2 separate regions of the Homo sapiens genome follow, and region 2 is linked to region 1. The links are chromatin loops, found by intact Hi-C in ENCODE. Cell type or tissue: ascending aorta. All regions are shown on one strand. Links, peaks and the distances in the headings refer to the core of each region. The heading gives the core; the rest is flanking DNA. Region 1 overlaps RFX2 (regulatory factor X2). Region 2 overlaps MLLT1 (MLLT1 super elongation complex subunit).

Region 1 (6,914 bases), core at 1,236-5,235:
CTTTTGAAAAACCAAGGGAAGTTCTCATCTTGCTTGTCAGGACACTCACTAAACTGCAGGGGAGGAGAATGCGAGTCTGTGGGCCTGTCTCTGAAACTATGGGTCCAGGGCATTCCCACTAAACACAGCCGTATTTCTGAACTGAACTATATGAATATTCACCCGAAGTGGGGAAGAGAAGGACCATAAGTAACTTCATGTCAATTCAGGCCAGCTTTTGTCACCAAGTGAGTCCATGCCAAATTTACAAAAAAATTGCCAGTTTTCAGAGTTTCCTGGATTTCAGTATTGTTGTAAGGGGTTGTGGGCTTATGTATTTTTTAAAAAGATGTTTTGACTCCGTCTCTAGAATTTAAATGGCAATTAGCTCCTCTGCTGGTCATGTTCTCATGTTCTCTCATGTAGACATATGCCTGGTGTAGTGAAAGGTCTTATTTTGTTGGATGGATGGATGGATGGATGGATGGATGGATGGATGGGCAGGCCGATGGAATATACACTGGGAATTAGAGAAAAAACTGAAAACCACCTACTTGCTTCTTGGAAACTCTAAGATCAGCAAAAGGATTCTCCCAGGAAAAAAAATATAGGGGAAGACCCAGAATGAAGTGGGCGAAAGGGATAAGGGTAGGTGAAGGAGGAGTGGCAAAAGGTCCAGAGAGAGGCCCTAACAGGCCTATAGGGAACTGGAGCCTGGGAAGCTCTGGACTGGCTTAGGATTCTAAGCTCTTCTCTGCAGAAAACATCTATCCAGCTGCCTGCTGGGTACATCCAGGTGGATTCTGACAGGCACCTTAAACTTAAGGTGGCCAAGCTGAGCCTGTCATAGTCCCCCCAGATCTACTCCTCCCAAAGCACCCCCCAAACTCGTTGGTACATATCAACTCACTTCTTCCCATTACTCAGGCCAAACCTCAGGACTGTCCTTGACTCCTCTCTCCCAAGCCATCAGCAAATCCTGTTGACTCCACCTTCAGTAGTTCCCCAGAACCTGACCATGCCTCGCCACCTCCACTGCCAGCCCCTCTGGTCCCAGCCACCAGCATCTAGCCCGGATGATTCCACCACTGGTGCTCGGCAGTCTCTCAGCCCAGCAGCCAGACGGGGCCTGTTAACCCTGGGAGAGGCGGCGTCATGTTAAGTTCTACTTCATACCCCTCAGCTCGAAACCCTCCGATGGCTCCCATCTCATCTGCAGCAAAAGCCAAAGTCACCCCTAACTCCACTCCCCGCCAAGCCTAATACCTCTTTGACCTCATCGCCAAGCTAGATGCCTTCCCTCACTGCACTTCCACCCTGCTGGCCTCTGGAAGCTCATTCCAGCTCTGCCTGGAAAGCTCTTTGCCCAGGTATTTGGAGGGCTGGCTCTCCGACTTTCTTCAGGCCTTTTCTCAGATGTCACCAGGCCACCCACTTGAGAATGGGTGCTCTCAGCCTCCTTCCCTGCTTTCTCTGTCTCCTTAGCATTTATTCCTATATAACACACCATAAGTTATACGTATTTATTGTATTATCACTGTCCTCTTGTTAGAATGTCAGCTCAGTAAGGGCAGGAACTTCTGTTTTATTAACTTCTTTTTTTTTTTTTTTTGTGAGACGGAGTCTCACTCTGTCACCAGGCTGGAGTGTAGTGGTGCAATCTCGGCTCACTGCAACCTCTGACACCCAGGTTCAAGCAATTTTTCTGCCTCAGCCTCCTGAGTAGCTGGGATTACAGGCACGTGCCACAACGCTCAGCTAATTGTTGTATTTTTAGTAGAGACAGGGTTTCACCATGCTGGCCAAGATGGTCTCGATCTCCTGACCTCATGATCTGCCCACCTCGGCCTCCCAAAGTGCTGGGATTACAGGCATGAGCTGTTTTATTAACTTCTATATCCCCAGGGCTGAGAAGAATTTTGGTGCTGAGTAGGCAATTGAGAAATATTTGTGAAATGAATAAACAAATGGTTTCCTTGACACTTATGGGGAAAGCATATGTAGAAATGAAGAGTTGAGAGCTGCATTGGGTGTGGTGGCTCACACCTGCAATCTCAGCTACCTGGGAGGCTAGGGCAGGAGGATCGCTTGAACCCAGGAGTTTGAGACCAGCCTGGGCAACATAGCGACACCCTGCCCTTAAAAATTTTTTTTTTTTTTTTGAGATGGAGTCTCACTCTGTTGCCCAGGCTGGAGTGCAGTGGCACCATCTCAGCTCACTGCAAGCTCCACCTCCCAGGTTCAGGCCATTCTCCTGCCTCAGCCTCCCGAGTAGCTGGGACTACAGGCATCCACCACCACAACTGGCTAATTTTTTGTATTTTTAGTAGAGACGGGGTTTCACCGTGTTAGCCAGGATGGTCTCGATCTCCTGACCTCATGATCCGCCCACCTCAGCCTCCCAAAGTGCTGGGATTACAGGCGTGAACCACCGCACCCGGCCAAAAAAATTTTTTTTAAATTAAGAATTGCTCATAGGTACCTTAAGTTCATATTGCCATCTCTGAGTCAGTAGAGCCCAAATTGGATGAATCTGGATGAATGGGGCAGGGGAAAGAGGAAAGGAAAAGTTGCAGGTCATAGTGCTGGGTGTTGCAGACCAGGGCTTTGGGGCACAGCAGAGAAGGAGTTAAATTGTGGTGCCACCGTTTATTAGCTTAGTGGCTCTGGGGCAAGGTTTGACATCTGTGAAATCGATAATAATAGCTCGTGTGGTTGCTATATTAGAAATAATTTCTATAAGCTATTTAGCACAGGGGCTGGCATCTAATAGGTGCTCAGAAAAAAGTAACTGTTGTTATTATTATTATTATTAGGATGAAGCAAATAAGTAGTAAGTGGCCTGGGATGATCAGTTTTTTACTGTGGTTTCCTGACCAGGACCAAATGCTAAGGAGGCGTTTAGTACATACATCTTGCTTGACTGAGTGGTCGGCCTCATGCTGTCTGTTTTAGGGTAGGAAATTCCCTTAAATTAACCTAGAAACTCATGGGTACTAATATGTCCCTCTGCAAACATAAGTGCTTCGTAAGAACAAAAACAGCACGAAAAGTTGTTGGAGTCCTACATCTTGGTTGTGGCATGGGTCCCTCTGAAATGACTCCCCAAACATCACATTTATGATGAGTTTTGGGGAGTGGCCAGCTCTACAGATGAGAACATTTTAAGACTGGTTTCCCTTCTCTGTTATCACTGGCTCTTGGATGCCAACACAGTCAGAGTCTGGAAATGAGCCACTTGGAGCCGGGGACTGGCCTGGTCTTCGTGCCAGGACTTGAGTTGGGCCCTTAGGAGCAGACGGCCTGGCCTTGCTGCACCTCAGTTGTTTTTTCCTGAAAGTGCATTCCTGTTTTATGATACATAGGTCTTGCATGTTTGAAAACCCTGTTGTATGCCCTGGCAATTCCTTATTCTTATTTTTAATGTTTGTGAATTCCATGACTTTCTAAAAAGTACAGTTGACTTGCCACTGCCTGTAGATGATACATAAAGCAGATAGATTTTAAATGCTGTCAGTCCATTTACACCTGCTACAGTCCATGTTTCAAAGTGGAGAAAAAGCTGAAAAGCCATTAAAAATATGTAGAACTTACATGTAATGGTCCAATATAGTGATTATTTGTCATTTATTACATAATGAAGCCCAGATGTGCTATATATGGTAAGCCTATTTCTACTAAGATCTCTGCAGTTTTTTTGGACGTGTGTGCATGTGTTTGTGTATATGTCTGAGACTGGGGGATGGGTAATTCATAATAAAAAACGAGATGAAGTCTCGCTCTCTTGTCCAGGCTGGAGTGCAGCCTCAAACTCCTGGGCTCAAGCAATCCTCCTGCCTCAGCCTCTCAAGTAGCTGAGATTATAGATGTGAGCCACTGTGCCTGGCCATAAGAGGCTTCTTGTATTTGAACTTGGCTGAAAAATTGAACAGTAGAGACAAAAAAGCAAGGCCGTGTGATGCGGACTGGGCTCCTGGCGTCCAGCAGTTTTTAAGGAGGTGACAGTTGAGCTGAGACTGAAATGAGGAGAGGGAACCAGCGCTGTGGGGTTCAGAAGGAAGAGCCTTCCAGGAAGGGGGCAGCAGGTACAAAGGTCCTGCAGTTGTGTGGCTGATGCCTGGCGAGCAAAGCAAGGAGAGGCAGAAGAGGCAGGGGCAACCTGCAGGGCCTTGGAGGCCATGGGCAAAGTTTGGATGCTATTCGAAGTATAAACTGGATCATTGGTAGAGTTCACATCAGCCGGTACCTGTCAGATCAAAGGTGTCCAGTCATTTACCGGAAGACCTGCTTTTCAGACTCCTGACATTTGTTCATCATTCATTCATACAATCTTCATTCATTCATCCTTCATTCATTTATTCATTGCCTATTTTGAGTAAAGTGCTATCCTATCCAGTTACAAAGACCAAAGACCAACAAGGAAGAGGAGTCAGTATCAAATAGGCTTTGCTAGATGTTTCTACAGGGCACAGAGGGCAGACAAAGTGGGGAGGCCAGCTGTCCCTGGAGCTGAGGAAAGGTCTGAAAAGAGGATGTGGATCTGAACTGCATCTTGAGAATAGTGTTCTGCAGGCAGCAGATGGGGGAGAGGGGTGTGGCCATGTTTTCAGGACTGGGCGGCCCATGTTTTCATGTCCCCGTGAATGTGATGACTATACACTATATAAGTGGAATCATAGAGTATTTGTGTTTCCGTGACTGGATTATTTCACTTAGCACAATGTCTTCAAGGCTTATCCATGCTGTAGCATGCATCAGAATTTCCTTCCTTTTTAAGGCTAAAGAATATTCCATTGCATGGATATGCCACATTGTGTTTCCCCATTCATCCATGGATGAACACTTGGGTGGTTTCCACCTTACAGCTATTGTGAACCATGCTAAGCAGAGATCTCAAAGGGACTCTTAGGTAGAGGGAGAACCTGGACAGAGGCTCAAAAGGCAAAGGAGGAAATAACTTCAAGAACTGAGCACCATGAAGAGTGAGATCCAATGGCAACCAGAAAGATTAGACTTGCCCAAGTCCCATGTGAAAAAGGATTGGGTCCCCACAGAAAGGCAGAAGGCTTGACTCATGAACGCCTGTCTCCTGGAAAACTGTTGAAATTATACCAATGATATAGAAGTCCATTCCTAAAGCTGCAACAGCACTTAATTATACTTTTTTAAAAATGCAAACTGTTTATCTTTTAGAAACTGTGCCATGTTTCCAAGGATACATTTCTGTCCAAAAGGTGATCTGTGGGGAAAGGCCTTAGAAGCAGTTTCCAAAAAAATTACCAGCCCACAAAAATGTATGCGGGCTCCACCCAGGCCAGTGGAAACCCAAAGAAAATAACACGAAGGCCTTTTTCCCACCTCTCCTGTCCTTCTCAGAATACATACAGACAGATGTAGCCTGCCTTGAGAAAAAATATATTTGGAATTCCAGACCCACTGAAAACAGACTAAAAGATGTGCTTCTGATTTTAAAAGGAATTATTCGTTTTCTTGAAGAATTCACCCTACTAGGGACTTCAGTGAGGAGCTCTCTGGGGTCTCCATCCATTTCTTTAGAAAATATTTGTGGGCCTGAAATATCAAACATCTGAGGAGCTTATAATTAGTTAAGCATTTACGTGTATTAATATATCGTCATGTGGACAGTTGAGAGGGGAGAAGGCACTAGACAAATTTAAAATTGTTAGAAACCATTGGCAACTGATATTCAGAGCCTAAGTTAAAAGCAGGATATGTCTCAGGAGCAAATCTTTTGTGTAAATCCTGGTATTTTTACTGCAGACCTTTAAAATGACAGACGCGGGTGAGTAAAAATTACTTCTGGAAATGGATATGATTAATTAATTCAATTAATTAATTCAATTAAATCAATATAATTCAATTAATTAATTCAATTAAATCAATATAATTCAATTAATTGCCAGCCTTGGTTCACACTGATGAGTGTGCTCATTGGAGAGACTCAGCATGCAAAAGAAAAGACTCATCAATTTGCAGTTATTTAATTTCACGAACTGCCGGATGGTGGAGTCAGTAGCAGCGGCTGGGCCGCAACATGGCGCCTCCCACCTAGACTTCCGGTCAGGAAACTTCCACCTTCCTCCGATTTACGTGGGCCTGCATGAGCCTACTTCTCTTCTTATTCTAGTGCCAGTGGCCTCTGGAGTCTTGGTCCTTCTTACTGGAAGTAGCCCTCCTCTCCTGTTACAGAGGCAATAATTCTCCAGCCTTCCGGTCGCCGCCAAAGCCTCCTGCCTAATCACTTCCTGTATTGTCTCCCTGCGGCTCTTTGCACAGACCTTGGGCTCTGTCGTCTCTGGATTCTTACTGATCTCTTCCTCTTCTCCCAACCGCCTTGTCATGTCTCTTTGAGCTATGTCAGGAGGAACGGAAGGGCACTTTCTTACTACTTTTGTTAGCCAAACGGACAAACTGTCCCCTCCCCTTTGTTGTAACCACACATTCAAGGCTTCCTTCAGTCCAGCCCCATCTCCCTTTTCGTTGCCTCCCTTTCACTACTCCAAATGAGCTTGCCATACTTTAAACGGGTCTTGTACTTTCTTATCCCTTCTCTGGAATGTCATTTCTACTGAAGAAAATCCTACTCTTCCCTCAAGACCCTTCTTTAATCCCCTCTTGCCATGGAAACTTGAGATTTTCATTGAGGAGCTAAGTTGGAAAATATAAACTAGAGCTGAGTCTCTACCCTGGCACTATTGACATTTGGGGCCAGATTATTCTTGGTTGGGGAGACTGTTCTGTGCACTGTAGGATGTGGAGCAGCCTCCCAGGCCTCTACCTGCCAAAAGCACACTCCCCTTTCCCCAAGTGGTGACAACCAACTGTTTCCAGACATTGCCAGATGTCCTGAGGTGGGAGTGAGGGTGAACAGAATTGCCTCCCAGCTGGGGGCTGCTGGACTAATCAACAAGAAG
Region 2 (4,000 bases), core at 1-4,000, 170 kb before region 1:
ACGAGGACAGATGGAGCCAGAAGAGGGGTGGAGGTGCTGGCCCCTAGCCCCAGTGTGCCAGCAGTCAGGGGACCAGGACCCGGTGTACCTGTTAGTGAGAGGCCCCTGCCTTCTGGGTGGGCAGCTCTCCGCTTCAGAGGACTGTCACAGAGGGGCACCTGTCTTTCCCCATCTCTTACATTCTAATTCAGTGGTTACCACTGAGGGCCCCGACTGGGCTTGGCGGGAGAAGATTCCGCAGGGGGTTTTATTGGGTCTCATGTTGCCGTCGCTCCATGGGATCGCCCAAGCCTCGTCACCTCTTCCTGTTTGTGCATGTGTGGCTCACACACGTGCACGTGTTCAGCCCAGGAGGACCTCAAAATCAATTTAGGCTGAAGGGGGAAACGACTCCTCAGTGTTCTCCTCTCCTGGGATGGGAGGGGATCGTTGCCTCCGAGGGAATTAGATGCAGTAGCCGAACTCCAGGTGTAATTCCACCACTGGGCGAAGTCCAAGTTCCCAGAGGAAGGGCATCTATTGAGAATTCCCACCAGAAGACCAGGGGAAATCTTCAGATGAACTGGTTGTTGAAGACCTGCCTTCAGGGCTTGCAGGAAGTGGGGTACATTGGCTGAAGGAATTGTGTGAAGCTGTTGGAACAAGGCTGGCTCGCGGCTCTTTGCCAGGCGGCGGCCGCTGTAGCCCACACCTGGGGAGAACCGCACGCTGCGTTGAGAAAGCCCCGGGGAAGCTGCCCTCGAGAGGCTGCCTGGTTTGCCTGATTTGGGATTTTGGCCCTTTGGTTCCAAGTGCCCTCTGCCAGCTGGCCTGGAGAGAGGGCAGTGTCCCAGCTGAGGCCCTCTGCCCAAGCCTAACTGTCCCCAGATGGCCCTTGGAGCGCTCGTGCCCATCCCTCCGTCCGCTGTCTTTCAGATGGTTTCCCAGAAGTGAGACGGACAGCTCTTTCCGGGACAGTCCTGGAAGGTTCCCCTTTATCCTGGGCTTTTGTTGGGGAGTGGGTGTCAGGGTGGTCCCAGAGGTGCAGGGAAGTGGAAATCCCTGAGACCACAGCCCCCCGGCTCATTTCCAGCCGTCTATTCCAGAGGTTCCAAAAAAGTGGCCTCCCAGCAGCAGGCATTCCTGGTGCCTTGAAGGAACTTGCTGGGATAAAGTTGGGGGAGAGCCACTGACCAATCAGATTATTCACTCTAAGACATTCTGGAGAGCCTGTCACTTAACCTCTGCAGCCAGGCACCCTTCCTAGAGAGACAGCTAATTGATTAGCTTCAATTCTTTGGTCCTAATGGCCAAGGAAAGAGTCCAGGTGGTGTGGGGGAAGGGGGGTGGTTACCCTTGGCTATGGAATTGGCTTAGCTGTGCTAATAAATTATCATGACCTGACAAGTCAAACGCGTTGGCCGGGGCTCCACTTCTTGCCTCCCGTTGACGTGGCTTGAGCGTCTTACTGAATCTGTGATTCCTTTTTTACTACAACAGCAGAGACTCTGTTATTCCACCCTTCCGGGGAGTGCCCCCCTCAGCGCTCCACAGTCCCCTGGGTGCAGCAGGCCGGGCACCCGAACTTCGCATCTGTTGGCCAAGTCTGGGGTGTGTCCTTAACAGTGGGTGTTGAGGCTCAAGTTGGCGCCAGCCCCCAGGGCATCAGTGTCGCCTGGGCAGCACTTTGGGCCCGGCCTGCCGGCTGCAAAGATTACCCATCGCTGCCTCGGAACCTTCCTGTTTACTTTGGCCACTGCGGTGGAGTTCTGGTGCTTCCATCCTCCCCCTCTCCAGTGGAACCGCGGTCTTTCACTCTTTCACAATAACTGCTCTGCCGCCTGCGTGCCCTGGGTAGGAACTCCCTGTCATCAGAAATGCCGGGAAGTCGGCCGAGGTCTGAGTGGCCGGGTCAGTGAATAAGCGATTCCGAGGAGACACTGTCATTGTGTGGGAGTCAGCTCCACAGAAGCAGGGGTCGTTCTCCCGCATCCTGGTGCTGTTCCCATGATGTATATGTACATTTAGTTTTCACCTGTAATGCTCCCAGCGGGACAGGGGTTGCCTTCCTGTTTTCTAGCGAAAAAGGCAGAGGCGCAGGCGTGTAAGCATAGAGGGTGGTCATGGCCGCTCGGGGCTAATGTCAGTGTTGTTTTGGGTTTGTTGGAATGCGGTGGTGTTCAGGCAGACACTCGTGCTTGGCCTGAGTATTGCCATGCCGGTGCTCAGCCCTCACCTCGTGTGTTTGGTGGGGGTACTTTTACCTGAGATCCTCATGAATCCGCAGCGCCGGGGGTTTATGAGTGCGCCTGATCTTCCGTCCATCCCCACTTTCTTCCCACACTGGGGTCGTGAATGTCCCTGCTGCCCGGATCTTGGGGTTACCTGAATGTCCTCCACCCTCGGGTCCTGTCAGTTCTGTGGCTTTGGGCTGTGTTCACCCCTTTTTCCAGCCACTCCTTCTGGTTGCCTCCTCATGGGCTGGGGTTGCTGTTAGTTTGCCATTCGCCCTTTTCTGCCTGCACCCCAGGCCTTACACAGAGGGCCGGGGGCTTTTGACTCCGAGACCGTTTCCCATATCTGTCAGCCACTTATGACGACGGGTTATTTCTTTTGTCTCCGGCCTGATCCCAGGCACCCCCTGCAGTGTGCCTGGTCCCTAGGGAGTCCCTGCCCTCTTTTCCCAGGGAACTCCAGAGGGACAGTCGTCCTGAGCCAAGGGAATCCCCTCTGCCCCCTTTCCTTTTAAAAATTAATTTTTAGTTGACAAATAAAAATTGTACATCTGTATCATGTACATGTTTCAGTTTACTTTTTAAGTTGCCAAATAGAAATTGCACGCCTCCGCCTCATTTCTTATACCTGGCTTGCTGTGCGCACAGACCCTCAGCCTCTCTGGCCAGTTCTTCCACATGCTGGAACTGGCCTGTCCTTATCTGCCACCATGGCCCTGCCGTCTCCAAAAGCAGCATTTAGAACTCCCTGACCTGAGAGGCTCTCTGGTTTAATTAATCCAGCATCGTCCAGGCCTCCTGTCCCGTGGTTTCAAGATAGAGGCTAAGAGGACGAACAAGATGTAGTCCCTGCTCTCAGAGAGTTCACAGGGGCCCTGGGGGCTGCGTCAGCAACCCAGGAGCGGGGGATGGGATGAAGGGGCTCCCGTGGAGCTGTCCACAGGCTTCTGTGGGGACTCAAGGTTGGTCTCCAGCGTGGCTACCAGAAAGGGCCCTGGACAGGGCAGCGTGTGAGCCAGGACTTGAGATGAGTAGGGTTTTGAAACGAGCTTAGGGCACCCAGGCTGCGGCACTAGAAGAGATGAAGAGAGATAGGGTGGCTGTTCCTGGTGTGTCTGGGGCTGGCTGTAGGATTGAGCTGGAATGTGCGCGTTTCCTGCATTTCCTCAGTTCTGGGACTCTGAGATACCAGGACAGCGCCACCAACTCAGGAGCAGCTTCTGTGTCTGTGTGTGCACGTGTGCGCCTGTGTGCAGGCTGGACTCTGACTTCAAAAGGGTTAGGACATGAAAAGAGACGAGCGTCTCAGACTTGAGGAAATACACGCGTGGAAGACGTGCGCGGGGCTCGGGCTTCCTTCTGAGGGAGTGACAAGCCGTGGAAAGCTTTAACATGGCGGGCGGGGGTGGGGGCGATAGGATCTGCCTGCCCCAGCGGCTCCATCGCGTGACAACTGAGAGCTCAGAGGGGGACGGAGAGGGAGGGAAGCCGGCCAGGCGCCGGGGCACTCAGCCAGGTGGCGGGGTCTGAACGGGGCCTCGAAATGCCAAAGAAGAGACAGGTACTGGAGGGATTGCAGCCACTGGGACACACCTGGCCAGTTGCCGAGCGATGGCGTGGAAAGGCGCAGATGGGAGCTGTCTGGTCTGGGGCCCGGGAGGGCGGCTCTGTCAGGGGAGGGTGTGGGACTCAGGCCATGGTCTGGCTGGCTCCCGGCTATCTCAGCACTTAGAAGCAAGTGTGCGCTTGGCTGCTGCTTTATTTTGTAACATTCTTGTATTTGATAG

What was found. Peaks named below come from ENCODE experiments on the same cell type or tissue, not always from the same donor. Only the 100,000 strongest peaks of a DNase experiment are listed, where the experiment ranks them.
Region 2: it touches region 1 in a loop (3-fold over the local background); 4 of 110 quality-filtered maps call a loop at or near these places.

Annotation. Positions count from the first base shown.
Region 1 is chr19:6,099,796-6,106,709 of GRCh38, reverse strand. All of the region lies in intron 1 of RFX2 (regulatory factor X2), which reads left to right. Among named protein-coding and RNA genes, the nearest start is that of RFX2, 7.2 kb to the left of the region's middle. In ascending aorta, for the core only: no CTCF peak of the experiment used is centred there; DNase peaks (open chromatin) are centred at 1,714 and 3,199; H3K27ac peaks cover 4,000 bases.
Region 2 is chr19:6,271,703-6,275,702 of GRCh38, reverse strand. The region is part of intron 1 of MLLT1 (MLLT1 super elongation complex subunit); the gene reads left to right. Among named protein-coding and RNA genes, the nearest start is that of MLLT1, 6.3 kb to the left of the region's middle. RefSeq lists an enhancer at 2,008-2,607. In ascending aorta, for the core only: no CTCF peak of the experiment used is centred there; DNase peaks (open chromatin) are centred at 834, 1,652, 3,421, 3,862 and 1 weaker place; H3K4me3 peaks cover 3,280 bases; H3K27ac peaks cover 3,878 bases.